2 separate regions of the Homo sapiens genome follow, and region 1 is linked to region 2. Evidence: chromatin loops called from intact Hi-C (ENCODE). Cell type or tissue: IMR-90. All regions are shown on one strand. Links, peaks and the distances in the headings refer to the core of each region. The heading gives the core; the rest is flanking DNA.

Region 1 (14,916 bases), core at 1,506-9,505, 100 kb after region 2:
TTGAATTTCAAAAGCATAATGTTGAATGAAGAAAATCCAATTTGAAGAATAAATTCCGCATGATTCCATTTATGTCGAGTTCACAAACAGGCTAATACAAACTATTAGGATGATATACATGTGGCAAGCTCCAGAGAAGAGCTAGGCAGTGTAAACAACTATTCTGAATTATGTATTTACCTCTGGAGAGGAAGAAGGGAATATTGTTAACAAGGGATGTGCCCGCAGTATGGTATTGATAGTGTTTTTTTCTTTTTCTTTTTTTTTTTTTTTTTTGAGACAGTCTTACTCTGTCACCCAGGCTGGAGTGCAGTGGTGCGATCTTGGCTCACTGCAAGCTCCGCCTCCCGGGTTCATGCCATTCTCCTGCCTCAGCCTCCCGAGTAGCTGGGACTACAGGTGCCCGCCACCACGCCCGGCTAATTTTTTTTTTTTTTTGTATTTTTAGTAGAGACGGGGTTTCACCATGTTAGCCAAGATGGTCTCGATCTCCTGACCTTGTGATCTGCCTGCCTCAGCCTCCCAAAGTGCTGGGACTACAGGCGTGAGCCACCGCGCCCGGCAGTTATTGATAGTGTTCTGTGTCTTAGGCTAGGTGAAGGGCACACAGGCATTTGTTTAATTATTATCATTTTTAAGTGTTCAGATATTTTATATATACTTTTATATATTTACCATATATCTTCCTGCAAAAGGAAGAAACACATTGGTGTGACTGTGCGTATATGTTTAGGGGGAGAAATCTGCGCTTTTCATTTTATAGTCTTGTGTATTTTTTTATGACTGTGTTCGTTGTTTCCACTAAAATCAAGGAAAAAGAAAAAAGCTGTATTCTGTCACTTTTTTCTGTCATGCTTCCTCAGAATCTCTCATATAATAGTAAGCCTTGATTGTTATAATTTTGAGCCTTTCTTTTTTTTCTAATGTACAACATTTTTGCAAAAAGTTGGAGTGGAAATGTAATGAACTCAGACACTGGACGGTTGCCTTTTGTTTCAGCTTCCCACATCACAAACTTTGAGGTTGATCAATCTGTGTTTGAAATTCCCGAATCTTACTATGTTCAAGACAATGGCAGAAATGTGCATTTGCAAGATGAAGATTACGAGATAATGCAGTTTGCCATCCAGCAAAGTCTGCTGGAGTCCAGCAGGAGCCAGGTGTGTTTATCAGAATACTCTAATGGCAGGGCGTGGGAGGTCTTACCCTCTGGGTTAGCCTCAGTGTTTGGCTAATCTGAAAGATTTATTCTAAATATCAAGTTTGACACATTCATGGTATTTGCATAGGTTATACTTTGTGCATCTGGTCTTCTTACAAAAGCTTGTTATGTAAGAGACCATCTACATAATCCCAGTCAGCACCATTCACAAGATGTCTTCAGGCAGACTTTCCTTTTCCTCATATTCACGCACATAGCTTGTAATTCTGTACTTTTTGAGATGTGCTTCATCATTTTCTAGCACTGAAGCAGTATCATATTTTTCCTGAAGGATTACCTGTGTGTCAGTAGTCTCGGATGAAGGTAGTGAAGTGGATTTGAATCCCACTTCCTCCACAAAGGGTACCATCTCCCTAAACTCTCTCTGGGTCTCTAGTGAAACAGAAAATGAAGGACAGGACAGACCTGTGTAAGCAGTAGGCTTTGTGTGTGTGTGTGTGACTCTATGTTGCCCAAGTCGGAGTGCAGTGGCTGTTCCCCGGCATGATCATATTGCACCCTCAAACTCCTGGGTTCAAGAGATCCTCCCACCTCAGCCTCCCAAGTAGCTGGGACTAAAGTCATGCACCACTGTGCCCAGTAGAACAGTTGCCTTTTATTGTCATATCTGGTTCTCCCTCCATGCCTCACCTACCTGGGACAGTCCAAGGCTTGAGGTCCTCCTCCCCTAACATCAACTCCTTCCATCTCCTTCCTTCTGTGCCTCCTGGCTCTACTAGGGTAGGGTCTGGTCTGCCTCCAGCACCCTCTGGTGTGTCCTGGGTTCCTGCAGTCCATTTATTTGTTAATTGGCTTTTTCTTCCATTCTTCATTCAGATATTTGCAGAGTACCTTCTTTGTGCCAGGCTCTGTGCCAGGTGCTGGGAATTCTCTGGGAAGCAGCCCCTGCCCTCACAGGGCTGCTGCTTTGAGAACAGTGCTCACACTCCAGCGTCCTCACTGGTTCAAGCTTATAGCTTTCTGGTTCTATTCCTGAGTCTTAGTGCTTGTGTAATGTGAGTCTACCTCCTCCACTTCCCCCTGCCACCACCATGGCCCCATTCCCAGACCCATTCAGTTTTCCGAGCCAGACCCCAAAGCAAGCATGTTCCCTTTGGGAGGCATCCTGGGAGAAGACCCCTGCACATCACCATCAGCCTGGTATGCTTTTCCTTTCCCTATGTAAGTGAGCTTAGCTCCCCCCGCCAGCTCCCAAGTAGCTTCATAAACCTTGTTGACCATAAGTTTTAACAAGGGAAGTAGCCAAAGTCAAAGACTACCAGTATTGAATTGTGTCTTCTAATCTTGCCCTAGAAGAATTACTGGCTGGGTGCAGTGGCTCATGCCTATAATCCCAGCACTTTGGGAAGCCAAGATGGGAGGACTGATTGAGCCCAGGAGTCTGAGACCAGCCTGGGCAACATAGTGAGATCCTATATCTACCAAATTTTTTTTTTTTTTTAATTTTTGAGGCAGAGTCTCACTCTTTTGCTCAGGCTGCAGTGCAGGGGCACAATATTGGCTCACTGCAGCCTCTGCCTCCCAGGTTCAAGTGATTCTCATGCCTCACCCTCCCGAGTAGCTGGGATTACAGGTGCGCACCACCAGACCCAGCTAGTTTTTGTGTTTTTAGTAGAGACGGGGTTTTACCATGTTGTCCAGGCTGATCCCAAACTCCAGACCTCAAGTGATCCACCAGCCTTGCCCTCCCAAAGTGCTGGGATTAGAGGTGTGAGCCACCATGCCTAGCCTCTACCAAAAAATTTTAAAAGCCAAGTATGGTGGTGTGCACCTGTATTCCCAACTAGTCAGGAGGCTTAGGTGGGAGGATTTCTTGTGCCCTGGGGTCAAGGCTGCAGTGAGCTACGATCACATCACTACCCTTGAGCCTGGACAACAGAGTGCGACCCTGTCTCTAAAAAAACAAAAACCTGCTTTGGTCACTTGAACTTTGCCCAAGGTCAGCTGTGTTTTTGCTTTTCGTTGTGTATATCTTCCACGTGGGTTAGCTGTATTTAAGAGACTGATTTTGTACAAAGGATGAGAAGGTTGTGGCTGTGAGTTAGGCTGTGGCATGTTACTACCTCCCACTTAGGTGTTGTTTTTGAGGTAACCCAAGTCCCTGTTAGCTTTTCACACAGCACTATTGATAATGGTCATGGAAAGACTTTTAATTTGGTTCTTGCTGCCATCGTTTCCTTACCAGAATGGCACCAATTTCTCCTAAGACGTATTCATGTCTATCACATTTGTCTTTGCCAGGAACTTTCAGGACCAGCTTCGAATGGAGGGATCAGCCAGACAAACACCTATGACGCCCAGTATGAGAGGTGATTGACTGACGTGACTCTGGAATAAACCAGGGTGAACACAGGCCTGGACACAGGCGAGCAGACGCGTGGCACTGTGCATTTGGTCCTCAGGCAGATGTACGGTGCCACAAACTGGCAGGAAAGACTAGAAAAAGTAGGCCAGGAGCGGTGGCTCACGCCTATAATCCCAGCATTTTGGGAGGCCGAGGCAGGCGGATCACGAGGTCAGAAGATTGAGACCATCCTGGCTAACACGGTGAAACCCTGTCTCTCCTAAAAAAAATACAAAAAATTAGCCGGGCATGGTGCCAGGCACCTGTAGTCTCAGCTACTCGGGAGGCTGAGGCAGGAGAATGGCAAACCCAGGAGGCGGAGCTTGCAGTGAGCCGAGATCGCGCCACTGCACTCCAGCCTGGGCGATAGAGCGAGACTCCGTCTCAAAAAAAAAAAAGACTAAAGTGTTGGCTCTCTTGCTTCCTCTTGTGGCAGTTACTTATAATAACTCTAGACTCTTGATAGCAAGTTTCCAGGAATGGGTGATAGAATTGCTGACTGGTTCACAGGTCAGTGCCATTGGGGGAAACGTACTGAGTCAGTTTTTTCTGATTGGTTTGATCTTCTATGAATGATGTATGATCACAGGGCCTAGATGTCCTCAGTGGGAAGTTTATATAATTGTAAAGATAAGGAAGTTTGGAGGAACAGCTCCAGAGATTACGGGAAAAACCGCGAGGATTCATTTTACGAAGACTTATACTTAAGGTGTCTATGAGAGCCTGTTGATGAAGAACCTGAGTTTTGCTTTAAAACAGATCCAAGTTCAATTCCCAGCCCTATCACTTACTGGTTGGGTGGTCTTGGGCAAGATTGTGGGGTTTCTCACCCGTATACAACACCTACACCGCCAGTTATGTGGGATTAATTGGCATCATGCATATTAAATGCCTGGCACAGTGTGCCCTTGGTAAGCGGTTAAGAAATGTAGTTACTGCTGCCACCATGATGATGATAGTAGTGACTCTCCCTTTTTATCTGTTTTCCAACCCAGGGCCATCCAGGAGAGCCTCCTCACCAGCACAGAAGGCCTGTGCCCCAGCGCCCTGAGCGAGACAAGCCGTTTTGATAATGACTTGCAGCTAGCCATGGAGCTCTCTGCCAAAGAGCTGGAGGAATGGGAGCTCCGGCTCCAGGAGGAAGAGGCTGAGCTCCAGCAAGTCTTACAGCTGTCACTCACTGACAAATAGACCTTTCAGCCTGTGAGCCTCTGCACAAAGCAGAGGCTGTGGGCTGTCACAGATGCTGTGTCAACCAGGGCCCTAGGGCTAAGGGCCTGCACCTTGCGTGCATGCAGCAGGCAACAACTGCCCCTTCTTTATGCAGAGGTGCAGAACCAGGGACTCCTGGGCCCATCCAGGCTGCTCCCTGGGGTGGAGAAGGGACCAGGGATTGCAGGCCCCATCTCCAGGCTAAGGGGAGGAGAGCATCATCACTTTCCATTAGCTGTATTGGCTTGCAGGTCACATTTTTACTACCAGCTTTAGACAAAACCCCAATCCCCGCAGGTTTGTAGATAAATTTTTATCAAGGAGTGATAACAAGACAAGTTATTGCAGAGTCAGGGTGCTTTTATATATAAGAGCAGCAGCCGCCTTTGTAAAGTGTGATCTATGAGAATTGGAGACACTTCTTTACTGTTCACCAAAGAAATGGGTAATCTGTGCTGATCTCCTTATTTTTACCTTTTTACAGGGTTTCTAGGACATTGTCATTATTCTTCCTCCATCTATCTGATTCCATTCCTTCCACACCCAGCTAAAGTTAGAGGAGATACATATAGAATCTATTTTAGATTATTGTTAACTATTTGCATCAAATTAAGATACACAAATGGCCATGGATGTTGCCTTAGCCTTAAACATTACTAATAGTTTCACATCACCTCACTGCACGCATCGAAGGATCTGATTTGAATTTGTAAAGGCAATTCTTTTGAGAGCAGGATTCTCCAGGCTAAATCAAAGGCAGCTAATCCTGTCCCTGAAGGAGCAGCTAGGGGAACCTGAGGCTTGTTCTTGAAGTGGGCAAGCTGGCCAAAATATTGGAACACACAGAACCAAACCAGGTGTGTTCTACACCTGCATGAGTGAAGGATTTCCACGTAGACACCTAGGAAGAGCCCGCATGCCCTAGACTCACTCCAGAGGAAGGATTGATTTGCAACCAGAAAGGGAGCTGAAAACCACGGAGCTCCATGGCTCTTCATTCAAAAGGGAAAATAATGATTCCACGTTGCTTTTTAGAGTTCAAATCAACATCTTTCTGGATAAATCTATTTTTTAACAATCTTTTTATTATTTGTAAAAGATATAAAAACAACTCCCATCAGTAGCAATACAAGGTTATACATTTTAACCAGATTTTCTCAGGCCTTTTTTGGATACCTTTAGTAGTTAACTCTCTTTTGTCAAACCCTCTTGTATATAACCATCGCACAACATACAGAACCCTGGGGAATACAGCCAAGGGCACTGCTCACTGTGGCCCGTGTATTCATTCCCACAGGCTGCACTGAAATAACCTGGTAAACAACACCCTCCTCCATTTTGCGTCTATTTCTTCTATTGTGCTTCTTTGGGGATAGGAAGAGAAACATAACTACTGTTCCAGGTAACGTCTGTATCATACAGTTAGTGTTGCCAGTGAAACGTTCCCAGATACAAAGAATTGTGCTTTTAATTCCATTTCACAATCTGTTTTGTTTTTTTTTTTTGTCATTGTCTGACCAAAATTCCTTCTGCACATGAGGCCAGTATAGGCAACGTCACATTTGTTTGTTTCAAATATGCAGTGTGGTATTTTGTTTACTTTGCATTTACCGTGAGCAAAGATACTTCTTGGAATGGCTGCAGTGAGGCCGTGTCATTGGCTCACAAAAGTGACTCATAGGTAATTTCTGTGTTTGCATTCCACTGCTCTGCTCCCTAAGGTCCTTGACTTTCTCCCCAGGAATTCACTTAAAAAGGGACTGAGCATTGTGTCAACCTGTTGCAGTGTTTTTCATATATGTGTTCACTCTAAAAATGCAAATAAAGACTGCTTCCTTAGAGGGTGCTCATACAAAATTCCAGTCTTTGAGTCTTTTTCCTTTTCAGTTTTTTCTAGTCACTGGATGTACCCACACTTCCTGTTACGTATGTCAGTAGAACATTAGAATGCCTCACTTCGCTCAGTTCATCACTGCAAAGGTGGCATGCTCCTCCCAGCCTTCCTGCCCAGGTTAACAAGCCCCATGCTGCTTGTTTCAAATGGCAACTAAAAGCAAGCCAGTGTTGGGCTGTTCTGACACCTCTGTGGTCCTCCTGGAGGGGAACTGGCTCTTGTGGGGTAAGGGAAGCCCAGCCAACATCAAAGCTCTGCATCAATGCTATCCCTTGAAGCCAACTGCTTTGTGAGGCTGTTCCTAGAAGTCCAGATGATAAGGCTTCCAAACTCTTCCTATATCTAAATAAGCGGGTATTAAAAACAACAAAGGCAGTGGCCAGTAGAAATGTATGGGTTCCAGAAATGAGGCTGTATTTCTGGGAAGATGTAAAGGAGCTGCTTTGCTTTTAGGGGAAAGTAGATATCAATACTTTGAAGCCACAAGGACACTATGAAGAAAACCATTACTCTTTCAGGTCAAGAGGTGCAATGACTATGGATTATTTAAAAACTGAAAAGCTAAGCTTGAGTGGCCCAATATCAGCAGGAAGTGGTTTTTTTTTTTTGTTTGTTTGTTTTCCTGAGACGGAGTTTTGCTCTTGTTGCCCAGGCTGGAGTGCAATGGCGCGATCTTGGCTCACTGCAACCTCTGCCTCCCGGGTTCAAACGATTCTCCTGCCTCAGCCTCCCGAGTAGCTGGGATTACAGGCGTGTGCCACCATGCCTGGCTTATTTTTGTATTTTTAGTAGAGACGGGGTTTCACCATGTTGGCCAGGCTGGTCTCGAACTCCTGACCTCAGGTGATCCACCCGCCTCGGCCTCCCAAAGTGCTGAGACTACAGGCATGAGCCACCGCACTCGGCCAGAAACTTTAATTGAGCAACTTCTGCACGTTAGACACTGCTAGGAACTAAGTTCCTAAGGCACTCTGCTCTATAAACAAGCTTGTCACACTACATAAACGTGGCATGTCAAGGGATTGAAAGTCTGCTCTAAATAATGACAGGAAAGGGAAACTGCCATAACTGCCAGCTTGGTCGCAGTCTCCTGCTGACCACAAATGACATCAAGGAAGATGAACTGGATGTGGAGATTTCAAGTGATTCAGTGGTACAGTGAGTGATGAAGTTCAAAGTACCACCTAGGCCTCTGTTTAGAAATATGTGTAGGTTTAAGCCTGAGGTCCAGGTGGAAAAAAATACAACATGCTGATATGACTCCACAGTCACTAAATCATAGGCAGCACTAGGAGACTTTTATCTCAACTTTAGGCCAGGCGCAGTGGCTCACGCCTGTAATCCCAGCACTTTGGGAGGCCAAGGCAGGTGGATCACCTGAGGTCAGGAGTTTGAGACCAGCCTGGCCAACATGGTGAAACCCCATCTCTACTAAAAATACAAAAAAATTAGCCAGGCATGGTGGCTCATGCCTGTAATCCTGGCTACTCTGGAGGCTGAGGCAGGAGAATCGCTTGAACCCGGGAGGTGGAGGTTGCAGTGAGCCAACAATGCACCATTGCACTCTAGCCTGGGCAACAGGAACCAAACTCCGTCTCAAAAAAAGAAATTTCACTTCACAGAGCTTCTTTAAGTGATTAGATCAAATTCAGACACACACCTGCATTTCAAACACTTGGGAAATAACTGGTGGAGTAAAACAATATATAGGATTTTACTTTAGTTTTAATTGACGTTTTGCTCAAAAGCAAAGAACTGAACATTTCAATGGTTCAATGTTACAAGATTACAAACAAAATCCTTACACAGTTACAGTATCCTACTTCGGTTACTTCACATTAAATGCAGGTTGTTAAAATCAGTGCTGTGCTTGAACACAAGATAAGCATTTCAATTTAATAACAAAATTAAATCTAGCACCTTGAAATAAATATTGACGACAGCTTTATAAGTATGAAAGTATCATTTCAATAGGAGGAAAAAATCCAGTTCACCAACAGTGGAAACTAATAGCAGCATTTTCAAAGCTGAGATGAAATTTGTGTAAACACACACTGGCCCGCACAGTGGACATGCACTTCTGTTGGCTGGGCCCTCCCCACCCAGGGATGAACAGAGTGCCCACTGAGCCTTTTACATTCCAAATCTGGAAAGCTGCCTCAAGTTTCAGACCGTGGGCTAGAAAGACTCAAATGCAGGGCAAGGGAGATCAATGTGTTTAAGCAGGATGGGGTCCTTTTTGTAACAGGCCAACCTAGTAACATTTCCAGTCCAACTTCAGAGCATTCCAGGCCAAAGGTGCATATAGTAACAGGTCTACCTGATGTGACCCTGACTTCAGGGGGAGCACCTGAGTGCAGGGCAGGATGCAGGTGAGGAACGAGGGCCCAAGATCCCCACAGCTGACACCACTTTGCAACCAGCGCATTCTAGGCTAACTCAGGTGAGATTAAAAAAAAAAATCTGTGATTCTTAACCCACTGTAACCAAATGGTTCTTAAATAGGGAATGTCTGCATGGTAAGTCTCCTTCTTAATAACATTTTCAAGCATTAATGATGAGTTCTTTACAGTGTGGTTCTTACAGGCACTCACAAGGTTACCATGTTTTCTTTCTCATGAACACTCCATCTTTACACTGACCTTTGGAGCTTTCAGGTCTTACTTTTAACAAGTACAGTCAGAAACACTGAGAAGCGGACTCAGGGGCCAATTATTTGCGCTACAGTGTTAGGAAAAAATAATGTCTAGTACATGTTTTCTTCTAATTCATTTAGCATTTACCAACTGTCCAGACCAAAGGTCATTTCCAAGTAGGAAAGTTTTGGTTCCAACTTCTCCACTGGCCTGTGTGCAACACAACTTATCCTATTCCCAAATACTCATTGAAGAACTTGTCTGGCTGTCACCGACGCCGAATGGGCTTGTAGACACAAAATGCCATAAGGATGACAGTCACCAGCAGGATGCTGAAAATGGTTCCCATCAACACTGCAAAGGGAAAACAGGTTACTTCCTAATGGCAGCTCCAGGTTAGGCAATTCATCCACTCACTGCCAATGATTTATCAAATGCCACTTGCTGCCAGGCACTATGTCAAGTGCTGTGCAAACAGCTGTAAACAGATCCTCTCTCCAGTTGTCTCTAAATATAGTTGGGGGAGAAACAAACAGATGAGAGCATTTCACATAGCTTGATATACCGTGAAAAAAAAAAACAGTAACATGCTAGGGATGGAGACAGGGTGGGCAGCAAGAAGGGGGGACAGTCAGGAAGCATCCGAGGAGGAGACTCACAAACTAAGACAGGCCGAGTGTGGTGGCTCGTGTCTGTAATCTCAGCACTTTGGGAGGCCTAGGTGGGTGGATCACTTGAGGTCAGGAGTTCGAGACTAGCCTGGCCAACATGGTGAAACCCCGTCTCTACTAAAAATACAAAAATTGGCCAGGTGTGGTGGCATCCGCCAGCTACTCAGGAGGCTACTCCTGAGCTACTCAGCTACTCAGGAGGCTGAGGCAGGAGAATCGCTTGAACCCGAGAGGCGGAGGTTACAGTGAGCCGAGATTGCGCCACTAAGCGACAGAATGAAACTCCACCTCAAAAAAAAAAACAACAACAAAAAACTGAGACCTTACGAGTGAGGCTCTGCAGGGAGCATGCTGCAGGCCCACAGATCAGCTAAGGAAGGGCCTTGAGGCCAGTATAAGCCCAATACACTCAGTGAACAGAAGGGAGGCAACCAGGCAAGGAGTGCAGGAAGAGAGGCAGGAAATCAGGCCAGAAAGGAAGGCTGGGGCTGGTCTGTGCAAGGCCTTGGAGACCATGAAGAAAACACGGATTTTAAGTTTAAAGAGAAGCCACTAGGGGGCTGTAGGCAAAGGAATGACATCATCTGATTTAGTCGGAAAAAAAAAAAAAGATTCCTCTGGCTTTTGTGTGGAGAATTGTTTGACTATAGGGGAGCAAGAGAGCAGGATGCCCAACTATGCCTTTAAAGCCATTAATAAAAACCTGGAGATTCAATAAAGTATTTCAGTCTCAAGATGAGTCTTGACAGGGCCTTTTGAGCAAAGAAGCAACTAACTCACAAATCTGCTATGTTTGGCTGGGTGCGGTGGCTCATGCCTGTAATCCCAGCACTTTGGGAGGCCGAGGCAGGCGGATCACGAGGTCAGGAGTTCGAGACCAGCCTGGCCAATATAGTGAAACCATGTCTCTACTAAAAATACAAAAAAAATTAGCCAGGTGTGGTGGTGTGTGCCTGTAGTCCCAACTACTCAGGAGGCTGAGGCAGGAGAATTGCTTGAACCCAGGAGGCAGAGGTTGCAGTGAGCCAAGCTTATACCACTGCACTCCAGCCTGGGCAATAGAGGGAGACTCTGTCTCAAAAAAAAACAAAAACAAAAAAAAAAATGTTACGTTTTTAAGACTAAATTTCACATCTGAAATTTTCAAGGTGCTCAGGTGAGAAATGGGAACTACAACTGATTACTCAAGTTGAGCCCTGGTGATACAGGATAAGGACCTGGGCTTTAAACTACTACATAACAAAAAAAAAAAAATAAAGAAAAAAAAAAACTAGCGTAACCAGCAACCTGTCAGAGGTTTCTTCAACAGCAGCAGTGATACGCAATCTTGTTTCTGTAACTATCTCAGCGATCTTGGGAAGCATTCAAAACAAGCAAATGTACACTGATGTGTGTCTGTAGGGATGTGGGCCCATCCCAGGTTCCAGCTAGGGCCTAACCATGGTTGTTCTTCAGTCTCATTACTGTTCCTTTGAAAAACCAAGATTTAGCCAGGCAAGGGGGCTCATGCCTATAATCCCAGCACTTTGGGAGGCCAAGGCAGGCAGATCACGAGGTCAGGAGTTTGAGACCAGCCTGGCCAACATGGTGAAACCCCATCTCTACTAAAAATACAAAAATTAGCCGGACATGGTGGCGGGCACCTGTAATCCCAGCTACTCAGGGGGCTGAGGCAGGAGAATCGCTTGAACCCCAGACGCGGAGGTTGCAGCGAGCCGAGATCGCACCATTGCACTCCAGCCTGGGCGACAGGGACTCTGTCAAAAAAAAGAAAACAAAACAAAAGAAAAACCAAGATTTGACCATAGTTTTATTTAAATCAGTAACTTTGTAGTATCTGTGACCCCCCCACCCCACACACACCCTCCACGCTTAAACCGGTTATTATTTTAAAACCGACTATACAGAAAAATCAGGCCAGGTGCAGTGGCTCACGCCTGTAATCCCAGCACTTTGGGAGGCCAAGGCAAGCAGATCACCTGAAGTCGGGAGTTCGAGACCAGCCTGACCAACATGGAGAAACCCTGTCTCTATTGAAAATACAAAATTAGCTGGGCGTGATGGTGCATGCCTGTAATCCCAGCTACTTGGGAGGCTGAGGCAGGAGAATTTCTTGAACCCGGGAGGCGGAGGTTGCGGTGAGCCAAGATCACGCCACTGCACTCCAGCCTGGGCAACAAGAGCGAAACTCCGTCTCAAAATAAAAAAAAAGAAAAGAAAAGAAAATTCATCTTTTTTTGGTGAGTGAGGGGGAAGAAGGAAGGAGAAGGTGACAAAGACAGCATGTCATAACTCCAAAGGCCAGAAGTAATTTTAAGATCTTTGTCAAACAAAATCTCCAACCTACGTGAACTAAATGTCATGTCTTAAAATAGCCCTTGTTAACTGAATACCTGCCCTAATTTTCAAAAGTCCTGAATTCTGAGTTTCTATGGTTTGGACTACAATTGGACTTAAAGTTGTCTTATTCCATTTAAGAACATTTTCTTGCATCTCGCATTTTGGAAGAACTCCAAAAAAAATTTAAAACTCTCGGCTGTGCGCAGCGGCTCAAGCCTGTAATCCCAGTGAGAGGCCAAGGCGGGCGGATCACAAGATCAGGAGATCGAGACCACTCTGGCTAACGTGGTGAAACCCCGTCTCTACTAAATATACAAAAATTAGCTGGGCATGGTGGCGGGCACCTGTAATCCCAGCTACTCGGGAGGCTGAGGCAGGAGAATCACCTGAACCAGGGAGTCGGGGGTTGCAGTGAGCCAAGATCGCGCCACTGCACTGGCCTGGCAACAGAGCGAGACTCCATCTCAAAAAAATAAAAAATAAAAAACTTAAAACTCCCAAAGCAGGAATGCAGAAGATTGGAATTGGGGAATGGAAATCTACCTTTAAAAAATAAAAAAGGCCAGGCGCAGCGGCTCACACCTGTAATGCCAGCACTTTGGGAGGCCGAGATGGGCAGATCACTTGAGATCAAGACTTCGAGACAAGCCTGGCCAACATGGAGAAACCCCCTCTGTACTAAAATTACAAACATTAGCCGGGCACGGTGGTGGGTGCCTGTAATCCCAGCTACTTGGGAGGCTTAGGCAAGAGAATCACTTGAACCTGGGCGGTGGAGGTTGCAGTGAACCAAGATCATGCCATTGCACTCCAGATTGGGCAACAGAGTGAGACTCCATATAAAAAATAATAATAAAAATAAAGTTTAAAAAGGAGCTTAAAACCATGAGTTGTTAGGTACACAATGGCCATGCATTTGGGGCCTGATCAATTCTCCCAGTCGTCATCTTTTCACTTCTCCCTACACTTTGCATGCAGTGACAGTTGCCTGAATTGCAGGCCCAGGCAGAACCTTAAAAGAATGTTTTAGGGCGGGCGTGGTGGCTCACACCTGTAATCCCAGCACTTTGGGAGGCCACAGTGGGCAGTTCATGAGGTCAAGAGATCGAGACCATCCTGGCCAACATGGTGAAACCCCATCTCTACTAAAAATACAAAAATTACCTGGGCGTGGTGGCACACGCCTGTGGTCCCAGCTACTCAAGAGGCTGAGGCAGGATAATTGCTCGAACCCAGGAGGCGGAGGCTGCAGTGAGCTGAGACCGCACCACTGCACTCCAGCCTTGGCAACAAGAGCAAAACTCCATCTCAAAAAAATAAATAAATACCAACTGTACGGAACTGTCTAGGACAGCATTTCTCAAACTATCTATGGCAAAGGAGTAGTTTTTATAATTTCTAGTCTGTCCCAGACCACTACATAGCCCTACTGTGCATGACTAATAACCAGTTCCCTTCATCTGCAAAGCATTCCAGTTCAGAGACACCTAGAACTGGTCTCTAAGTGCTTGGATGTTGCAACAATGTCAAACTGTTAAGTTTCTAAACACTCTCAATTTCTGTAGTCATCTCTTTGCAGATAACATAGTTTGCAGACTCACACTGGTCTGCAGACTACCCTTTGAGTAGTACTGTTCCACAGCAGTGGGTATCCAATGGGGATTTGGCGTACCGTGGACATTTGGCAATGTCTGGAGAGATTTTGACTATCTTGATTAGGAGTAGGGGGTGCTACTGGTATCTAAAGGCTGGGGATGCCACCAAACTTCTTACAGTGTTTATCATAGCCCCCCCACTGCCCCTCGCCCCCTGAAATCATTTATCCAACATGTCGTAATATCCAGGTTGAGAAACCCTGTTCTGAAGGATCGAGTGGGATAATGTGTGGAAACTATTTAGTAGAGTGCTAGGTACACAGTAAGTCGTCAACACATGGCAAACACTGAGTTCATGTAGAGTCAAGATAATCCAAAATGATACTAATAGCCACTTTGTAGATATACAGATGTACCAAGGAGATACAGTGGGAAGGGAAGACTTTGGCGAGGGGCAGATTTATTGTGAAGTTTGCCAAGCTTTAAGTTCCAGAACTCCTTCCAAAGCCAAAGCCATGCACACACACATATTTACGCAGCGTGTGTGTGTGTTGAAGATATCCTCCCACAACTTATGTTTCAAGCCCCCAAACAGGTTCTAGTATTGGCCTCATCATTTCCTAGCTATGTAACTTTGGGCAAATAACTTCACTTCTCTGAGTTTCATTTTCCTTATCTGAAAAATAGAGCTGCAACATCAGGTGCGGTGGCTCACACTTGTAATCCCAACACTTTGGGAGGCCGAGGCAGGAGGATTGCTTGAGCCCAAGAGTTCGAGACCCCCACCTCTACAAAAAGTAAACAACAACAACAACAAAATGAGCCAGGTGTGGTGGTGCACGCCTGTAGTCCCAGCTACTCGCCCGGGATGCTGAGGTGGCAGGATCACTTAAACCCAGGAGGCCGAGGCTGCAGTGAGCCAAGATCGTGCCACAGCACTCCAGCCTGGGTGACAGAGGAGACACTATTGTAAAAGAAAAAAAAAGGGCTGCAAACCGTACG
Region 2 (14,916 bases), core at 3,069-11,068:
TAATCCCAGCACTTTGGGAGGCTGAGGTGGGTAGATCACGAGGTCAGGAGATCGAGACCAGCCTGACCAACATGGTGAAACCCCGTCTCTACTAAAAACACAAAAATTAGCTGGGCATGGTGGCACGTGCCTGTAATCCCAGCTACTCAGGAGGCTGAGGCAGGAGAATCGCTTGAACCCAGGAGGTGGAGGTTGCAGTGAGCCGAGATTGCACCGCTGCACTCCAGCCTGGGCAACAGAGCAAGACTCTGTCTAAAAAAAAAAAAAAAAAAAGAAAAAAAAAGTCTTCACCCTCCACTTGTCTGCGTACCTCATTCTTCCAGGATGCAGGACAACAAGAACTCAGGCAAAGGCACTGGCCAGATATTTCCAGCCAGAAAAATCGACACCCCAGAGATCCTGTAACATTGTGACTCCGCCGGAGGCTGGGAAGCGCACCCTGGTGGTGAAGAGGAGTAAGGAGCATGACAGCAACTGACACACTCTCTCCTTGGATGTGAGGCTCGGCCTCCTGGGCTGTAAACATCCTTATCTGAAAAATGGGAAGAAACCACTCACTTCATCTGGCTGTAGTGAGGATGAAATGAATGAACATGTGTCAAGAACTCAGCACAGGCCAGGCGTGGTGGCTCACGCCTGTAATCCTAGCACTTTGGGAGGCCGAGGCAGACAGATCATGAAGTCAGGAGTTGGAGACCAGCCTGGCCAACATAGTGAAACCCCGTCTCTACTAAAAAAAATACAAAAAAATTAGCTGGGCATGGTGGCACGCACCTGTAGTTCCAGCTACTCGGGAGACTGAGGCAGGAGAATTGCTTGAACCCGGGAGGTAGAGGTTGTGGTGAGCTGAGATCACGCTGCTACGGTCCAGCCTGTCTCAAAAAAGAAAAAAAAAAAGAACTCAGCACAGTGCCTGGCACAGAGGAAATGTCAGCTAAAATTATAATGATGACTTCACATGACTCTCCTACACTAAAACATGTTTAAAAGCAGAAGCCAAGGAGCTGTGTGGTGGGAAAGGCCTGGAAACGGTCTACAGCAGAGCTTCGCAGAGTGTGGTCCCTGGAACCTGTTAGAAGTGCCTACTCCTGGGCCCCACCCCAGAGCTGCTGAACCAGACTGTGGGGGCCCGGCATGGTGAGCCTGCCAGGGTTCCAGGAGGTCTGCTGCTGGCTCTTTTGAGCCTCCTTGCCTGAGGAGGTTGCTCTGGGTGTGAGCTGTGTGAGACACTGGTCCTAAGCCTGCACAGACGTCCCCCTGAACAAGCAGGATCACAGCGAGGACGTGGCATCTTTCTGACTTCTCACTTGGAAAAGTACCCGTGGTGCTCAGGCCCTACCCCACCCTTCTTCCATTTGGGAGTAGAGTCCCAAGTCACCTAACCAGAGGACAATCACTGGTGACCATGGGCAGCCCTGATGAACCCCCATGCAAATCTATACCAGCTCCCCCTAGGAACCTGCACAGGTGGCCTTTCTCTGAAAATAAAATAAGACCAGTGGTTTTAAGACACTGAGCTCATTCCAGGACCCCATCACCTGTTAGGAAGAAGGGAGGGCATCTGTGCTGGGCTGGCTTTCGCTGCATTAAAAAAATTAAACGTAGGGGCCAGGCACAGTGGCTCACGTCTGTAATCCCAGCAGTTTGGGAGGCCGAGGCGGGTGGATCACTTGAGGCCAGGAGTTCGCACCAGCCTGGGTAACATGGTGAAACCCCATATCTAAAAATACAAAAAATTAGCCAGGGGTGGTGGTGCATGCCTGTAATCCCAGCTACTTGGGAGGCTGAGGCACGAGAATCGCTTGAACCCAGGAGATGGAGGTTGCAGTGAGCTGAGATCACACCACTGCACTCCAGCCTGGGTGACAGAGTGAGATCCTCTCTCCAAAAGAAAAAAACATTAAACTTAGGGAATAAATATATTATGATAAGATGCATGGAACTAGTATCTTGATGCAGCGTTCAAAGAAAGCTATTTGCTCTGGGTGCCGTGGCTCACACCTGTAATCCCAGCACTTTGGGAGGCCGATGCGGGCAGATCACCTCAGGTTGGGAGTTCAAGACCAGCCTGAGCAACATGGTGAAACCCTGTCTCTACTAAAAATACAAAATTAACCGGGTGGGGTGGTGCATGCCTGTAATCCCAGCTACTTCTGAGGCTGAGGTAGGAGAATCACTTGAACCCGGGAGGCGGAGGTTGCGGTGAGCCGAGATCACGTCGAGCCGAGATCGCGTCATTGCACTCCAGCCCGGGCAACAAGAGTGAAACTCCATCTCAAAAAAAACAAAAAAACAAAACAAAACAAAACCTATTTGCTAAGCACAGAGGAAGAAAAAGATAGTCATTACTGTAAAACTGCAGAGCCCCAAAGCATATGAAACACTGCATCTCACTAATGATGGCGTTTTGGGAGAACTTCCTCAGACCTTTTACAGAGTATCTGGAAACATCAACTAATTGATGGGGAGCACAGCATTACCACAAAAACACTTGTAGAGCCTGTTTATTGCATAACTAGCAGGCACAAATTCCAAAACGATTTTACAACACTTAAAGGGCACAATAATTACAGGAATAGAATGTACAATAAAAAGTACAGAATAATGAGTGACAGGGATCAAACACGTTGGAATAAAAGGCATCTCAGTTTTCCTATGCAGCATTTTCTTTTCTAGGAACACGTTACCTTCAACCAGGACAAGGAAAGAAAGAAAACTATACTATTGGAAAGCTCATGGGTGCCATTGAGGACAAAAACAGGCGAGTTTTGCTCTTGGTTCTGCAACTGAATCACTTGAGAAGCCGTGCACAGCTCCCGAGTTGTGCGTTTAGAATTCTGATTACATGAAATGCTGTGTTTGATCTTTGGGCCCAATTCACTGTTCTTTGGCAAATAAGAACTATTTGCATTCCAAGGCAGATGACGATTTCTGTGAAAGGAGCTTAGAGGTACAGCTGTTTCCTTCTGTTCAGTCAAGTGCCAGTTTCATAAAGTGCACCTCTGCCCTATCAGCTTTGGGGGAAGGGTGGCATATGGGGAGGAAGGGATCATTGAGAATACAGGGTGAAAAAGAACGACGTTACTGAAGGTAGACATTGCTAGTGCAAGGTACGGAATCCATGTGCAAAAGGTGGCTGGAACAAATGTTCAGATAAGGTGCGATTTGCCAACAGGAGCAGAGAACTCTGACACCAGATCTCAGATGAGGCCAAGGAAATGCGCGGGGCACATACAGAGAGGACGACCTGCAGCCCTCCAATGGCCACGTCATTCCACCGGGGAACTTGTTTGGAGTTTTGGCACCGTGGGCTAACCGAGCACTCTTCTGACATATTCTTACAACTGGAAATGCTTTGTTGGTCCCCATGTTCCTTGACTTTCTCTAGGGCCATAAAGGCAACATCTTCTATTGCAGGTCCTCAAACATTCCAAGGAAAACACTGCTTCACCTCCTGCAGACAGCTCATTTCCCAGAAGCCTCTACAGAAGCCCGTCCTCCCTGGGACAGCAGGGGCAGGGGTTTGCAAGATAAAGGAGGGTCAGCTAAGGACATGAAGCCTGCAGAAAAGGCTATCAGATGGCGCCTGAACTTAAGGTGGGAGGCCCCCTTCTAGAAGGCATCCCGGGAGCATCCAACAGCAATGTGGCACTTAGGGCTGTGGGACAAACAAGTGGAAGAGTCTTTTGGAGACGTGGACCCTTTTCCCATGCTACTCACAGTGAAGCAAAATGCGACAAAAGCATCCACACACGGTGACTTAGTAAAGCAAGCACCGTCGGGGTGCTACTTTCATGACAGCATATGGTCAAGCTATAAAGGTGTGCATCGATCAGTCCTGTGAAAATAGAAGCTTAGTTATTAGCATGTATTGAGGCAACTTGTACTTTGATTCTTGTGTCTTCTTCACATGTGTGAATGACTGCTATGGGACAGAACATATGGTTAAAAACAGGAGCGACAGCAACATAACACACAGGGTTGGCCGGCTCCATTACGGGTAAGACTCAGAGGCTGCTCCAGGTGTGTCCGGGGAAGCCAGGCCCTCACACTGCACAGCTTACAGGGCCCTGGGGTGGGGGCTGTGAGCTGGCAGCCTAGAGGACACAGCTCACCTGCACATGGTCTCTGAAAGTGTTCAAATTGGTTGCCAACATTTATAAATGGAGAGATGGCACCAAAAAACATCTAGGTTTCTTGTCTCTTGAAAAATCAAAGCTGTGGCCACCCTAGGCCCACTTTTCCACATGGCAACAGGCGTGGAGCTGGGGGCTACTGCCCCTACTGTGTAGGCGGTGGGCTCCCCATAGTCTCCTCTGCCCTGCTGCCGTGTACCTGGCTCCCTTCACTCATCCACATCACCGGCCCTAGGCCAGGGTCTGAACCACACACACAGAATGGCTGCAGTAAGCAGGAACGGGAAGAGCTTTCACATTCAGAACAAGAAGGGGCTTTTGAGTAACTAAAAAACAATCTGAGCATGTTCCAGCACTTCAACCTTACTCTTTCAGAGCTTTGGGGTAGCAGGCAGCCAGCTAGAGCACACTCTCTAAGGAACTCTTGAAAGTTGATGTCTAATTTTTAAGTACTCATGAGGTGATGGAGGAGAAACTAACTCAGATGACTGCGATACGATACATCTTTCCTTATAAGAAGTCCTTAAAGATGATGAAAAATGTGAAGCAACTCATGTGAGAAAGCTGTAAGTGGTCAGAGAAGCAAGCTGACTTTTGGATGAAGGGTACAACACAGTGTCAGGGAGTAGGTGATTTCTTTTCCCTATAGTTCATGGTAGTGATACCTAAATGGGTGGCACAAAATGAGTTCTGGCTTGTTAGACTGATGCTTCTCTTTGCTGCAGGTTTTGAACAAACTGTCTGGCTTACAGGGGTGAGGGAGAGCACCTGACAATGGGTGGTGATGTGCGTGGAGCTCCTACCCTGAACATGGCTTCATGAGATGTCCTGTGGTGGGTCAATGCTTTATCTCATTCCATGGAGCCTTCAAGATGACAAGAAAACATCAAGAGATAGGAGCTTGAGATAACAACATTAAATAACAGAACATGTAACAGGGTAAAACACTGAGAAGAAATGAACCAATTCATTGTTTCCTCCCAAGAGAGACTGTGACACTAGTTTTAAAAAGCGGCAAAGTCCTTTCTCTACATACATGCTTGGAGATACCCCAAACTTAGAGATTATGAAGTAGGCCAGGAAATTCACTTATTGCACGATGCTTGGCAGGGAACAAATGACGCTGATTTTTTCTTTTTTAACTGAACTCTCTCAAGAAAATGTTTTATGAAAAATTTCATTTATAGTTTCAGCCATAGGCAGGGAGTTTTAAGGGATGGAAAAGTTTTCACAAACTTTAGACAATGAAACTATACTTTTGGATGTATGTGATCAACTCAACAGTTGTTGACAACACAACCGAACATCAGAAACTAAACCAGCAAATAGGCACAAAATAAGGCAAGTGGGTTAAATAGTTGAAAATTGGTTAGAAAACATGCAAAAATAATACTGAGTTTTCTTTTAAAAAGTTTTAAACCGTCATTAAATGTTTCTTTTTGTAGAAATCTGAAGAGTTCTGCGTCTGAATTTGAAATTGGACTTTATAAAGCCTAGAAAACAGAGGAGGCGGTGCCCTGCCCTTGTCAGTTGTTGTTCTCTTTGGTGGTGATGGTAACCAGCTGCTTGGCAGCCTTGGCGATGTCGTACGCACACTGGATGACCTGCTGCGTGACCAGCTGAACGTCTGTGGGTGAGCCGGGGTCCCCTGGGAGGGTCTTCTTGCACTCTGACTGCAGTCGGTAGGCACTGGACGTCAGTAAACGAAGGGAAGTCCTCACCATATCAGACTTGGGTTTCTAAAAGGAAAAAGACAGCCGTTTACCCTGAACTGCAGGGCAGACATCCAAAAGCAGGGGACAAACATTCTTCTAAAGCAAACCAAGCTGCTCCCCAGAGTGAAAGGCGGTTTGGTCCTGCCCTTTCTCAAAGGGGTGCTTCACACACTCCAAGCTTTGCAGCCCACAGCGTAAGAGATGCTGAAATATTCTGATTCAAAGGTCAAAGTGCATGCAGGGTAATTTTAGTAGTATGTGGTATTTTGAAGTAGTTTTTGAAAAATATTAATCCATGTGGGTAAAATATTCCAGAAAATCCTATAAATTTTAAAATGTGCCTTTTAGCACGACTTGTATATCCTTGTCTTATTAAATCAACATTCATGCAGAACAAAAATATTTCAAAGCTCTATACGACTGCATATTTTATTTTATTTTACTTTTTTTTGAGACTTGAGTTTCACTCTTGTTGCCCAGGCTGGAGCGCAATGGCACGATCTTGACTCACTGCAACCTCCGCCTCCTGGGTTCAAGCGATTCTCCTGCTTCAGCCTCCTGAGTAGCTGGGATTACAGGCATGCACCACCACGCCTGACTAATTTTGTATTTTTAGTAGAGACAGGGTCTCTCCATGTTGGTCAGGCTGGCCTCGAACTCCCGACCTCAGGTGATCTGCCTGTCTCGGCCTCCCAAAGTGCTGGGGTTACAGGCGTGAGCCACCACACCCGGCCTCGACTGCATATTTTAAAACTGCATGTGCTACAAAAAAGCTAATGTAATATATAGGTCATAAAGAAATTTCTTGCTGTTCATTTAAAAGGATTTAAACCAAGTGAGTAGGAAGTGACTTACTTTGGGGAATAATGCTGCCATTTCTGTAACAGCTACGTGTATCCTCTCTGAGCAGGGAATATAACTGCAAGAATATTGAAGAAGTTATTCAATGACAGTAAAAATGATTCGGAGGCAAAGAGGACTCAAGTGCTAGAACAGATTCTGTTTACATTCCCTTCATGAAGGGGCTAGGGCTGCAGTCAGCCGTGCATCCCACACCACCAGAGGGCACATGGTTATAAAGCAGGACTCTCATTGCTTCCTAAAAGTTCAATCTGATGAAAAGTCTCCAGGTATGAAATATGGCAACATACACTCTTGGTCAGGTGAGGCCACACAACAGTACAGAAACATAATTCACCCCTCCTCACGTCAGTCATTTACTTCTCATGTGTTTCATCGTCCCAATTTCTAGAAAGAGAAAGGATTTCCATGCAAAAGGCCACAGAAGTGAAAAATAAAGGACTGAAAAAATTCCTTAAAATTAGAATTGGAGTCTCTCAAGTAGCTGGAACTTCAGGCATGCACCGCCATGCCTGGCTGATTTTTAAATATTTTTTTGTAGAGGAGTCCCACTATGTCGCCCAGCCTTGTGTTGAACTCCTGGATTCAAGTGAATCTCTTGCCTCAGCCTCCAAAGTGCTGGGGTTACAGGTGTGAGCCACGGTGTCCAGCCCTTTCCCCATTTTTTAAACCATGAAGTTGGCTTCTGAATAGATTGTCATAAGCAACTTATGCACTTCACCTTTGTAACAAGTCTAGTTTCAAAACTATTATAATTAAAACTGTCGGCCGGGCGCAGTGGCTCACGCCTGTAATCCCAGCACTTTGGGAGGCCAAAGCGGGCGGATCACCTGAGGTCAGGAGTTTGAGACCAGCCTGAACGACATGGTGAAATCCCGTCTCTACTAAAAATACAAAAAAATTAGCTGGGCATTGTGGCGCATGCCTGTAATCCCAGCTACTCAGGAGGCTGAAGCAGGAGAATCGCTTGAACCCGGGAGGCAGAGGTTGCAGTGAGCCAAGATTGTGCCACTGCACTCCAGCCTAGGGGATAAAAGCGAGATTCCGTCTAAAAAAAAAAAAAGACTGCCTACATTTTAAATTAAACCATTACATTTCAAGAAAATGGTTTATAGTATCCAAAAATGCCTTCATTGGAAATCCTGACTTCTACCTTTGTGAGCAATTAGAATCACAAACCATTTAATAACAAAAATTCCAACATATATGGAGTTATTTAACTTGTAAATATGAAGGGGCAACAACCTATCTGGTCACACAGATTTCAGAAAGAGAAAAAAGCAATGTCCACAGCCGTCACATGTATCATGCATACTAATAAACTGTGTGTCTGTTAATATCACAGTGACTGAGAACCACACTGAAGTTTTTTTTTTGAGATGGAGTCTCGCTCTGTCGCTCAGGCTGGAGTGCAGTGGTGCAATCTCGGCTCACTGCAACCTCCGCCTCCTGGCTTCTCCGCCTCCCGGCTTCAAGCAATTCTCCTGCCTCAGCCTCTCGAGTAGCTGGGATTACAGGTTTGCACCACCACACCCGGCTAATTTTTGTATTTTTAGTAGAGATGGGGTTTCACCATGTTGGTCAGGCTGGTCTTGAACTCCTGACTGATCCACCCGCCTTGGCCTCCCAAAGTGTTGGGATTACAGGCGTGAGCCACCGCGCCCAGCCAGTGAAGAGTTTTATATTTTGTTGTTTATGGTTTCATTTTTGAGAAATACGATTCACCCTTTCCTCCTGCTACACAGAGAAGGAATCTTTCCTAAGGCCATCTCTCAAAAGCTCACTCATTATGAACTATTTGGGGAAGTCCTCCACACGATAGAAAAGCGAGCACACCCGGATTAATGAGGAAGCCCTCCTCCTCTAACAGGAGTCCATATTCACAACTTCACATTGGTATCTTTCCTCAAAAAGGTTTTCGTGCATAATATGTCATAATCCCTGAATTGTATGTGTGCCTGTGTGAGGGCAGGAGTGAGGCTGGAGGCCCAGGAGACAAGACCAGACTTCAGGAAGGTCAGGGGCTGGGGTTGCTTACATGGATCAAGAGGAGAAAACAAGAGAAAAAGGCATGGGTTTAATTCGTACAATTCAAGATGATAAATAAAAGCATCTTGAATTTTAATATAGGATTGAACAATTTATGAAATATAAATTCTCTAGACCAATTATGGTTTTAAACCAAAAGAATGAGCTAATGATTAAAATCTCTGCATCATTCTCTCATGGTCTTAAAAAAAAAAAAAAGGAAATCAGATCATTATATGTGTTGTTGAATGGATTTGTAAATTTTAAACAAAGAAAGAAAAAAAAAAGAAATTTCCCAAATTGTACCAAGCACCATATTGCATCTTTGAAGTAGAAATGGCCTCAGGGCAGATATTTGTATTTTTGACAAAGACAGCAATATAAGGCAAGCACATTTTAGTTTGAAATACAAGCACAGCACTTCTGAACTAGAGGAAATGAAAAGCGAAGCACATTGACAAATGGGGTCACGGTGCTCGGGAAGAAAGTGTTATTGAATCATGATTACATTAAACGCTGTCAAAAACTTTGGCCAAGCACGGTGGCTCACGCCTGTAATCTCAGCACTTTGAGAGGCTGAGGCGGGTAGATCACTTGAGATCAGGAGTTCGAGACCAGCCTGGCCAACATGGTGAAACTCTGTCTCTACTAAAAATACAAAAAAATTAGCTGGGCATGGTGGCATGCACCTGTAATCCCAGCTACTTGGGAAGCTGAGGCAGGAGGATCGCTTGAGCCAAGGAGGCGGAAGTTGCAGTGAGCAAGATCGTGCCACTGCTCTCCAGCCTGGGTGACAGAGCAAGACTCTGTCTCAAAAAAAAAAAAAAAAGCTCTGTACTTTGGAAAGCCATGGGACACTTTGCTTTCTGTAATCAAATATGAAGTCACTCACTGCCAAGACTATGGTCCTGAGCAAAGTGAGTGTGCTTGTAACCCGTGGGGTCCCAAAGGCATGGTATGAAGAGAATGCCTGGGAAAGGAGGGAGGAGGAAGCCAAATAATTAGACAGTTTTTATCGAAGGAGGCTTAAAAGTTATGCATGTTTCTCTTTTTCTCTGAGGAGCTTCCAGCAGTCCCTCCAGAAGACTAACTCTTATCTTTCAATAAACATGGATTATTCCCTTCTTTCCTAGTGGGAAATAAGGACACTGGGAGATGTGTGAGCCATATAAAAAAGGGTACAGAAAAGGGAGGTTGGCCCAGTAGTGCCAGGACTACAAAAGGGAATACAAAGGCCCAGATGCATGTTTGTGTGGAAGAAGAAAACAGAGAGAAGAGTAAACAGCACAGCATCCCTTGAATACTTTTTGCTCGTGCAAGGCGTGAAGAAAGTTCTTCACTGAAGTCCTAAACTTTGCTGACCTAATGAAAAGAATGAGATTTTTCTTGGGTTTGACTGAACTCTGCTGGTTTAGCTAATGTTTTATGAGTGTCTACATCCTGCCAACCATGGGAAGCTAGGATGTTACCCCAAGCAGTTCGCAACTCACCGGAAGTTCTCAGAGAATTCACTCTCAAAGAACAAAAGGCTAAGTTGGAGCAAGAGCCAGTCCCTTCCTCAGGGTAAGAATTAACCACAGGACGTGCTTCTAGTCAGAGTAAACAGCCTCCCCTCTCAAGTGCAGAGATGGACTTGGGTGATGATGAGATCAACTTTATTTATTTTGAGACAGTTTCGCTATTGTTGCCCAGGCTGGAGTGCAGTGGCATGATCTTGGCTCGCTGCAACCTCCGCCTCCAGGGTTCCAGAAATTCTCCTGCCTCAGCCTTCTGAATAGCTGGGACTACAGGCACATGCCACCATGCTCAGCTAATTTTTGTGTTTTTCATAGACACAGGGTTTCACCATATTGGTCAGACTGGTCTCGAACTCCTGACCTCAGGTGATCCACCTGCTTCGGCCTCCCAAAGTGCCGGGATTACAGGTGTGAGCCACTGTGCCCAGCCCAGGATACCTTTTGTGTCAGCGGCCTTGTCCTTAGCCAGGCCAGGGTATAGCCATGGCCAGAAGCGAGGTGTAAGGTAGCCCCTGTCCCCCTCCTAGAACTAGCATTGTCACCACCCTAACTATGCCGCAATCCTGTTTCTAGAGGCATTTATTTTCGGAGCTTCGTAACAAGATGAAAAAAAAGAAAATACCATGTAAATCAAACAAGACAAAGCAAACCAAAACTGACATTGTTCTTAAGCCTGTTATGTAGACTTGTTTTCAATGACCTTGAAGTCAGCATGCTGGGAATAGCTGCCATTAGGAACATGGGCATCATCCCTTTCTGGGCGCATAACTCATGCTCTCCCAAAGCAGGGTCTTCAATCCTGCTTACCTGTCATGTTTATTTTCTTGGGCTGCTCTTAAGAGCTCCTGTATGTTTTTGGTGATCTGTTCAGTCTTCCTGATGACATCTTCGGTGCTAGGGAGAGTGGGGCTTGGGGCCACATGGGGTTCTGCTGTGTCTGGTACCAAGCCATCCCCTGGCCACACCATACTTCTTTGCCGTCCCTTTCGGCTTGACCTGTGAACATTAAAGATGCAGTTAAATACAGCAGGTGCTTATCAGCTGCCCCTCTGCTTCTAGGAGCCACTTTGTATGCACTGGCTAAATGCATGAGCAGGCTGGTCTCGTCATTTCCTTTATCCTGTCTAGCAGGAGACTCATGGTAAGGCTCTAAAATCGGCTATTTCACTCTACCATAGGGCTGGAAGTGTTGACTCTCACAGGAAGGGTGAAGGAGGGGAAAAGGGAGGGAAATACCTGGAGCGGGGAGGGTGTTTGTTTATAAAGCCATCCTCAGGTGGGCCAACTCCTTGGGTACAAATGCAGAATGTAACCTAATGTTGTCTTCATGATGAAGTGGGGTAATGACTTTAAACACACTACAGACAGCTAGAGACACATAACATGCTGGTACAAAGAAAAAGGCCTTTCGGCAACAATGTGAGATGACAAGACATGTAAACTACGAGCGTATGCTTGAATACTTTAAGACTTTATGAGTCTGAAAATAGAGAAAAGGGGTGTGTGTGGTGAACTGCTTCTGCTGGCCCAGGCCTGCCAGGTCTCTGGCCCTGGGGAGCCCCTCCCCTGGCACGCTCGTCCTGTGCATGTACCCCATGCCATCTGGCTCCATGTCGTTGGGAGTGTTGTCGTAGTCACTCTCAGGTGTGCTGTTCTGCTTCTCCAGCCTGGATGCCTACAAGAAAGAAGAGGGACCCTCATGAGTTTGTAACATGAGACTCTTCTCAGGAGTCTTCCCCAGGAATTGTTACCTGTTAGGCTACTGGCCTTCACATCCCAAATCTCATTTGGGACAGGGGACAACTCTCTAGTGAAAATTTAGTAAAAGATGAATATTGGATCCAGAAATGGCCTCTTTCCTTCTTTGCACCATTTTCTTCTTAGCTCAGTGGCCACTTCCTAATCAGATCCTTAGTACAAACTAACAGACATGCAAGGCAACATATCCTCATTTAGTTCTCAAATTTATAACATAATGAGATGCAGTTAAAATACAGGCAGGGTGTGGTGGCTCACACCTGTAATCCCTGTATTTTGGGAGGCTGAGGCAGGACGATTGCTTAAGGCTAGGAGTTTGAGACCAGCCTGGGCAACATTTAAAAAATAAATAAAATAAATAAATAAATAAATAAATAAATAAATAAATAAATAAATAAATCAGCCAGGCATGGTAGCATGAACCTGTAGTCCCAGCTCCTCAGGAGGCTGAGGGAGGACTGCTTGAGCCCAGGAGTTCAAGGTTGCATTGAGCCATGGTCGCACCACTGTACTCCAGCCTGGGAAACAGAGTAAGATAAGACCCTGTCTCAGAAACAAACAAACAAAAAAACATGCCAGCACTTATATGACCACAGACCTTCAGCACTGGAAGCCACCTTCAGATTATCTCATTGAGCCCCATATGAGAAAATGAAGGGCCAAAAAAGCTGGGTGGCCCACCAAAGGCCACAAAGTCTGCAGAAAAACAGGACCAAGCACCAGGTCTCCTGCCTCCTGCTACCTCCAATATTTCATGCCTGGGCTCAAATCTACCCCTTAAAATGTAAAGATTTGGTGCAACTGTGGTGATCAAAAATGGGATACAGATTCAAAAGAGGAATCCTAAAAATGTTTTGAACAAATGGCAGCACTGCTAAACACACGATCTTCTAGGGTGACGAAATTTGAAGGGGACTTTATTCCTTCGAAGGGGACTATGTTCTGAGTATTTCATGAACATTATTTTCCCTATTTATTTCACCCATAATGCTTGAGAACTTCTCTGGAACAGAGATCAGTGGAGGCTAATTTAAAACCTAAACCACTTACCTTATAAAATATAAGTGTGAGCTATTTCTAGCTTTACTCCTTGAATTTCATCCAAGTTAATCAAAACATGGGACTAAGGAGTTTTATTGATGCTGCAATAAAATGTGGCTAAGGACACAGATGTAAACTAAGAGCTTTGTTTAAACATATGGAAACCCTGTAGCTTCATCCAAAAGAGTGGCTACTTTTGAGTAAGTTGGTTTAAGAAGGTCTACATGGCCAGGTGCGGTGGCTCACACCCATAATCCCAGCATGTTGGGAGGCAGAGGTGGGCAGATCACTTGAGGTCAGGAATTTGAGGCCAGCCTAGGCAACATGGTGAAACGTCATCGCTACTAAAAGTACAAAAATTAGCTGGGTGTGGTAGTGCACACCTGCAGTTCAGCTACTCGGGAGGCTGAGGTGAGATGATCTCTTGAGCCTAGGAGGCGGAGGTTGCAGTGAGATGAGATCGTACTACTGCACTCCAGCCTGGGTGACAGAGCTAGACCCTAACTCAAAAAACAAAACAAAACAAAACAAAACAAAACCAAAAAGAAAAAAAAAAAAAAACCCCACAAAACTCTACATAAAGCCTGTCACTCCTTACTGATAACACCTGGTGGGTACAGGCAAGGCAGCCGGACCCACGTGGAGAAGCCCCCCTTATTCACACCACACTTTGTTTGCTATCCCCATACACTCTTCTGCTCCCAGGGCGCATGTTCTCTCCTCTGTCGGCTGAGGTCTTCCATCCACACCTCCACGCATGCTGTTTAGTTCCCAGCTGCTCAAATACAAGACACTTGCTGTGGGCTCCTAAAATTCACTATGAACTCGTGCATCCTGAAGCCACTCAAATCCATCTGGCAAATGATTAAACGTTAGCTTGGAGCCATATGGGGAGTCTGTAAAGCTAATTTCTGTAGAATCGACAACTTTGATGATCCCTTTGTTTATATCTCCTATCAATAAGTAGTTCTGCTTCTCTTGCTGCCTTGTTTTGATCTGGCTTTATGAACAGTCAGTGAGTTTGGCTGCTAGAAGTTTATAGCAGGAAGATCATGGGCAAGCACTGTGGTCTTCCAGAGATGAGCTTAGAAAATGAAAAAGAAAGAAGAAAAACCCAAAACCCTTCTTATCTTTCACAGGGAATGCCTAACTTTTTTCTTTTTTTTTTTTGAGATTGAGTTTCACTCTTGTTGCCTGTGGAGTGCAATGGCATAAGCTAGGCTCACTGCAACCTCCGCCTCCCAGGTTCAAGCAATTCTCCTGCCTCGGCCCCCTGAGTAGCTGGGATTACAGGCATGCACCACCATACCGAGCTAATTTTGTATTTTTAGTAGAGATGGGGTTTCACTATGTTGGTTAGGCTGGTCTCAAACTCCTGACCTCAGGTGATTTTCCCGCCTCAGCCTCCAAAAGTGCTGAGATTATAGGTGTGAGCCACCGCACCCTGCCAATTTTTTTTCTTTTTTTTTTTTGAGACAGGGTCTCACTCTGTCGCCTAGGCTAAGTGCAGTGGTACAATCTCGGCTCACTGCAGCCTCGACCTCCCAGACTCAAGCGATTCTCCCACCTCAGCTTCCTGAGCAGCTGGGACCACAGGCCCGTGCCACCACGCTTGGCTAATTTTGTACTTTTTTGTGGAGACAAGGTCTCACTATGTTGCCCAGCCTGGTCTTGAACTCCTGAGCTCAAGTGATCCTCCAACTTTGGCCTCCCAAAGTGCTGGGATTATAGGTGTTAGCCACCACACCTGGCCCCAACTAACTTTTAAGTTTTATTTTGGTTTTTATATATACACCCACACAGAGGTGTGTGTGTGTATACATATACACATATATGAATAGATAAAAACTTGCATTTACG

What was found. Peaks named below come from ENCODE experiments on the same cell type or tissue, not always from the same donor. Only the 100,000 strongest peaks of a DNase experiment are listed, where the experiment ranks them.
Region 1: a loop joins it to region 2, with 5 times the contacts of the local background. A loop is called at or near these places in 4 of 110 quality-filtered maps.

Annotation. Positions count from the first base shown.
Region 1 is chr12:110,032,798-110,047,713 of GRCh38, forward strand. ANKRD13A (ankyrin repeat domain 13A) reads left to right here. Exons shown (of 15, transcript NM_033121.2): 13 at 1,000-1,160; 14 at 3,464-3,531; 15 at 4,562-6,966. The coding sequence ends at 4,757. It overlaps C12orf76 (chromosome 12 open reading frame 76), which reads right to left. Exons shown (of 2, transcript NM_001389625.1): 2 at 8,380-9,662. The coding sequence ends at 9,577. Among named protein-coding and RNA genes, the nearest start is that of C12orf76, 8.3 kb to the right of the region's middle. RefSeq lists an enhancer at 9,702-10,215. In IMR-90, for the core only: a CTCF peak has its summit at 3,994; a DNase peak (open chromatin) is centred at 6,434; H3K27ac peaks cover 3,249 bases.
Region 2 is chr12:109,927,316-109,942,231 of GRCh38, forward strand. It overlaps GIT2 (GIT ArfGAP 2), which reads right to left. Exons shown (of 20, transcript NM_057169.5): 17 at 11,850-11,932; 18 at 11,065-11,253; 19 at 6,707-6,770; 20 at 2,489-5,875. The coding sequence ends at 5,663. Among named protein-coding and RNA genes, the nearest start is that of TCHP, 34 kb to the left of the region's middle. RefSeq lists an enhancer at 5,313-6,512. In IMR-90, for the core only: a CTCF peak has its summit at 6,908 (motif pointing right); no DNase peak of the experiment used is centred there.